Regions from separate parts of the Homo sapiens genome. Here region 1 is linked to region 2. Evidence: chromatin loops called from intact Hi-C (ENCODE). Cell type or tissue: ascending aorta. All regions are shown on one strand. Each heading gives the region's core, and the rest is flanking DNA. Links, peaks and the distances in the headings are about the cores only.

Region 1 (2,919 bases), core at 325-2,824, 70 kb after region 2:
CAGCCTCCTAGGCTCAGGTGATCCTGCTACCTCAGCCTCCTGAGTAGCTGGGACTATAAGCGCGTGCCACCATGCCTGGCTAATTTTTTGTATTTTTTTTTTTTTGTAGAGACAGAGTTTTGCCATGTTTCCTAGGGTGGTCTTGAGCTCCTGGGCTCAAGCAATCCACTGGCCCTGGCCTCCCAAAGTGCTGGGATTACAGGCGTGAGCCACCATGCCTGGCCTCACTCTTAGTTCTTTAACAGATGAGTGACTATTCAAGGGAGGAAGATGAGATGAATAATCTTAACCAGAGAGAAAGGTGAATTTAAGGGTTTTCTGGTTTCCTCTTTAAACAAATGCTATGGTTCAGAAACCTCAAGCAAAGAGTCAGTTCTGAAACTCACATATCCCAAGAATATTCTCTAACCCAGGCTCCATGCAGAGCATTTTTACCTTGTTAGAGAAGTACTGCCTGAAGTACTATGTACACAAGGATTCTGTAGCTGTGTCCAATCAAGAAAAGACAAAGCACAATATCCACTGGCTTGCAAGGAGAGGAAAGGAGTAGTGGTAAAATGGAGCAAAGCTATAGTCGTCACACCACACACTTAACCATTCCTGATTTAAATCATATCTCTGGGGCCGGGCACAGTGGCTCACGCTTGTAATTCCAGCACTCTGAGAGGCCGAGATGGGTGGATCACTTGAGACCAGGAGTTCAAGACCAGCCTGGCCAAGATGGTAAAACCCTGTACCTACTAAAAATACAAAAACTAGCCAGGTGGTGTCGTGGGCACCTGTAGTCCCAGCTACTTGGGAGGCTGAGGCTGGAGAATTACTTGAACCCAGGAGGCAGAGGGTGCACTGAGCCGAGATGACACCACTGCACTCCAGCCTGGGCAACAAGAGCAAGACTCCGTCTCAAAAAAATAAAAATAATAAAAAATAAAAAGAAATAAAATAAAAAAGTAAGTCATATCTCTGAACTTTAACTGTTGTTCCTCTAGCCAGCACCCCACCCCACCAGCTCCCATGTTTGTAAAAGCCTATTTTCCCCTTCCATTCCCTAGAGGGTTGGGTACTCAGGATAGGCCAGAAAGGGCAGGAAGAGAGAGACTCATCCTTACTAAAAGGAAAAGAAAGGGCAACAAGTTCAGCCATGCAGTTCATTTTCACTTTTGAATCCATTCTAAACATGACTAGCCATTATGTTAAAAGCAGGGGAGGTGAGGGGGGCAGGACTAGAAATTAGCATTTCTATATTTATGCTATACTTCAAATTAAACCAGTAATTTCAGTGCCAAAACTATGGAGAATAGGGCTGGGCATGGTGGCTTACACATGTAATCCCAGCATTTGGGGAGGTGGAAGCAGGCTGATCACTTGAGCCCAGGAGTTCAAGACCAGCCTGGGCAACATGGCGAAACCCTTGTCTCTACAAAAAAATACAGAAAATTAGCTGGGCATGGTGGCGCGCACCTGTAATCCCAGCTACCTGAGAGGCTGAGGCGGAAGAATCACCTGAGCCCAGGAAGTTGAGGCTGCAGTGAGCTGTGATCGCACCACCACACTCCAGCCTGTGCAATAGCGTGAGACCCTGTCTCAAGAAAGAAAGAAAAAAAAAGGAGAATACAAAGCCATTAATTTCAACTTAATTCAATTTTTGAAGTTGTCAGTATACACATTTAAAATCCTCTATTTTTACTTTACAAAGCCCTCACACTTTTTAAAGGAACAAATATAAATAGGTCTCAAATAAATATAAGCTATAGATACTATTATGATAAATTTTCTCTTCTGGCTAACACACTGGCTCAAATATCACCATGCCACTGTTCTAAACTACTCCCATAATTCCCACAAATTACCAAGTAAGTTGAAATTGCTTTGGCATGGCAAGTGAGTCTTTCATGATTCCCACTTTACTTTTCCAGCTTTATTTTCTTATACTTATCCTCCTTCTTGGCAGTCAGAAGAAGAAATCATCCTTATTCGCACAAAGCCCCAGTTAAACTGGACCACTGAATATGCTCTGCACTTTTAACACCTAGACTCTTTACTCATGTGATGTCCTGTCCCTTTCCTCAATATCTCTGCCAGTCCATAGCTTCCCACCTAAGCATCCTCACTTGGACAAAAGTAGGCTCCCCTGTTGAACTCTCACTAAACTTTTCATTTCTCTTATAGTTCCTCCTTGAATTATCATTGTTGTCTGCATATATATTACCTACAGTCTTAGACTGTCGACTTCTTGAGGGCAATTTCCAAATCATTCATCTTTACAGCCTCTGTGCTTTTTAAACAGAGCCTAGACAGTCAACAAATGATTGTAGAATTAAAAAAGGATTTAAATGTCCCAATTTAAAAAATACTACTAATAATTTGATTTTAAAAAGGTCCATGCAATGGAATACTACTCAGCATTAAAAAGGAATGAACCATTAATACATACAAAATAGGTGAATCTGAATTATATTGAATGAATGAGATCAAAGAAAGTATATACTGCATGATTCCATTCATATAAAACTCTAGAAAATGCAAGTAATCTACCATGACAGAAAGTAGGCCAGTGGCTGCCTAGGGATGGTGGAAGAGGAACAGAGAAGTTGGGGAGAAGGAGATGGGGAGGAGGAGGAGGAGGAAGAGATTACAAAAAGGCATAAGGAAACTTTTGTAAGTGATGCAATATGATTACCATTTTGATTGTGGTGATGGTTTCAGAGGCATATATGCGAAACTTATCAAATTGCTTTATTTTTTTGAGACAGATTCTCGCTCTGTCACCCAGGCTACGGTGCAGTGGCATGATCTCGGCTCATTGCAACCTCTGCCTCCAGGTTCAAGGGATTCTCCTGCCTCAGCCTCCTAAGTGGCTGGGATTATAGGCGCCTGCCACCACGCCCAGCTAATTTTTTTTTTTTTTGAGACAGAGTC
Region 2 (2,919 bases), core at 80-2,579:
ACTCTTTATGTACATTACAAAATCTGTCAAAATCTGTCAGTTCACACCAAATAATGTTTTCATTACAAAAAATATACATTTGTCTGATTCACTACTGAATCCTCAGTGTGAAGAACAGTTACTGGCAGAGGCATGTACATACAAAAAAATTGCTGAATATATAAATCAGTTTGCAATAAAAAATATTTTGAGTATTACAAAATGCTAATTTTTCAGTTTTCTTTCTTCCTGATATAATTATTTGGCATACACTAACAGCTGAATTATGTTATACAGAAAATATATAATAAATAATAAATCTCTAATAATTATATTTTATCAATCTGGTCAATAACCAGAAACTTGATGAAAACCCAGGAAAAGTCACTGGATAAGCTGTTCGTGGTGGGAACACATGTTTAATTAAAATATTATATAGTTAAGTGTTTTATAGCACTCGAAAGTGTTTTTATAAATATAATCATAATGATATATGATAACCAGGACAGATAGCCAGCCCATTTTTCAGAAGAAAAAAACAAGGTTCAGAAAGTTTATGGGTTTTCTCCACAGGAGCTTAGGCCAAATCAAGATTCCTGCTCCTTTCACTTGTATAATACAACACTATAATACAACATACCATACCCAGCTGAAGCATTTGGCATAATAAATATCAACACAAACTACAAAAAGATAACAGGAGTTTTGTCTTTACTAACTAGCACAACCTCAACACTGTGTTTTGCTTTAGGTACTTATTTTCATTTAATCCTTGAAATACTTCAACAAAGATACTATCATTACCCCTATTTTATTGAAGACAAAACCACAGTTAAAGGTTAGTTCTGACTTAAGGTCCCATGGCTAAGAAAAACTGAATAAGAAAAACAAATTCAGTTTTTATTGTCAGTGTTTTTCCCCAACTCCAAAATCACCCCTACCAAAATATAAACTCCAGGAAACCAGGGATCTAATCTATAATGCATATACCAAGGGCTTAAAACAATAAGGAATATAAAGGTGCTTAACAAATATTTGGTGAATAAATGAATGAATGGCTATACAGCGTGTGCTCTTAAATACAGAACGACACTTACCTAAGCTGATGTTCCCTGAGATTTGATAATATTTCCATTCCATGAAGATAAGAATAAATAGTATTTAAGTCCTGTGGAACAGAAGAAAAAAATTAGATTATTTTTCAAATATGCTGTTTAAAATATAAGGCACCCCACAATTCTGATTTTAAGCAAACAACCACTTATGGCAAAGCAGTTAACTATGGAAAAATCATAAAACCTCTGAATCATAAAAGATTTGAAAAGGCAGAGAAGAGATCCCTCAGCTCTCAAAGGAACTCCTCTTCAACGTGACCAATGGCCTCTATTCATTCAAACAATGCCAGAACCCCAAATTCATTATTTTATATGAAAGTATATTAATTCATTATTTCACTTCTAAGCAGATGTAAACTTTCCTTCTTTAGTGGCCTCCAAATATTTGATATCCAATATCCTGGCTGACATCTCTAGAGATGACCCAGTTTATCAATATTCCTCTTAAAATATGACTTTCTAAAGAATTTCTTTCTAAAGAGACTCAAAATGACATAATCTACCACTAAATAAAAAAGATTTCCAATGGTACAATCCTATTGTTCACTCTGTGAAAGAGGTAGAACATCTTTCTCTATTCCTCACCCAGATAACTAGGCATTAAAACAACAACAACAACAAAAACCTCAAGATGACATAGTATAACCTCAACTAAGAGCAGTGGCATAGCAGAAGAAAGTGGAAAGAGTCTATAGATCCCTAACAGCAAATAGTATTGTACCACTGATGTCATTTAAGATTAAAAGCAGACAAGCTACGAGCTGATGGGTGCAGCACACCAACATGGCACATGTATACATATGTAACTAACCTGCACGTTGTGCATATGTACCCTAAAACTTAAAGTATAATAAAAAATAAATAAATAAAAAATAAAAAGCAGACAAGCTTAAATTCGCTATAAAAAACATACTTCCTATTTCCTATGAGGAATAATGCCTTTATACCAGGGCAAACTACTTCCAAACACTGCCTTCCCACTCTGATATACAACTGGCCAAGAAAATTATCAGATAGTAGTGGGGGTACTGGGGGAGAAACTAAAGACAACTTGTTTTCTAGTAGGTTAATAAGACAACACGGAGCCATTAAGAAAAGCAGCAAGCTAGGCTGGTCACGGTGGCTCACGCCTGTAATCCCAACACTTTGGGAGGTCGAGGCGGGCGGAACATGAGGTCAGGAGATCAAGACCAACCTGGCTAACACAGTGAAACTCCATCTCTACTAAAAATACAAAAAATTAGCCGGGTATGGTGGCAGGTGCCTGTAGTCCCAGCTACTCGGGAGGCTAAGGCAGGAGAATGGCGTGAACCCGGCAGGCGGAGCTTGCAGTGAGCTGAGATTGTGCCACTGCACTCTAGCCTGGGTGACAGAGTGAGACTCCATCTCAAAAAAAAAAAAAAAAAAAAAAAAGAAAAAGAAAAGAAAAGAAAAGCATCAAGCTGAGCACAGTGGCTCTCGCCTGTAATCCCAGCACTGTATGAGGCCAAGGTGGGTGGATCACTTGAGCCCAGGAGTTAGAGACCAGCCTGGGCAACATGGTGAAACTTGCCTCTACAAAAAATAATTTAAAAAAATTAGCCAGGCTTGTGGTACACATCTGTAGTCCCAGCTACTTAGGAAGCTGAGGTGTGAGGGATGGCTTGAGCCTGGGAAGAAGTTGCAGTGAGCCGAGATCGCACCACTGCACTCCAGTCTAGGCGATTGAGACTCCATCTCAAGGGAAAAAAAAAAAAAAAAAAGGCAATAATCTCTAATTCCAAAGATAACAACTGTCAATTAACCACAGTGAATTGAACAACCACATTTATTTCTGCTAAATCCT

What was found. A loop is a pair of places that touch in the nucleus more often than their neighbours do. Peaks named below come from ENCODE experiments on the same cell type or tissue, not always from the same donor. Only the 100,000 strongest peaks of a DNase experiment are listed, where the experiment ranks them.
Region 1: it touches region 2 in a loop (1.9-fold over the local background); 3 of 110 quality-filtered maps call a loop at or near these places.

Annotation. Positions count from the first base shown.
Region 1 is chr5:131,673,132-131,676,050 of GRCh38, forward strand. All of the region lies in intron 13 of FNIP1 (folliculin interacting protein 1), which reads right to left. Among named protein-coding and RNA genes, the nearest start is that of RAPGEF6, 39 kb to the left of the region's middle. In ascending aorta, for the core only: no CTCF peak of the experiment used is centred there; no DNase peak of the experiment used is centred there; H3K27ac peaks cover 1,703 bases.
Region 2 is chr5:131,603,547-131,606,465 of GRCh38, forward strand. It overlaps RAPGEF6 (Rap guanine nucleotide exchange factor 6), which reads right to left. Exons shown (of 28, transcript NM_016340.6): 2 at 1,077-1,147. Among named protein-coding and RNA genes, the nearest start is that of RAPGEF6, 30 kb to the right of the region's middle. In ascending aorta, for the core only: no CTCF peak of the experiment used is centred there; no DNase peak of the experiment used is centred there.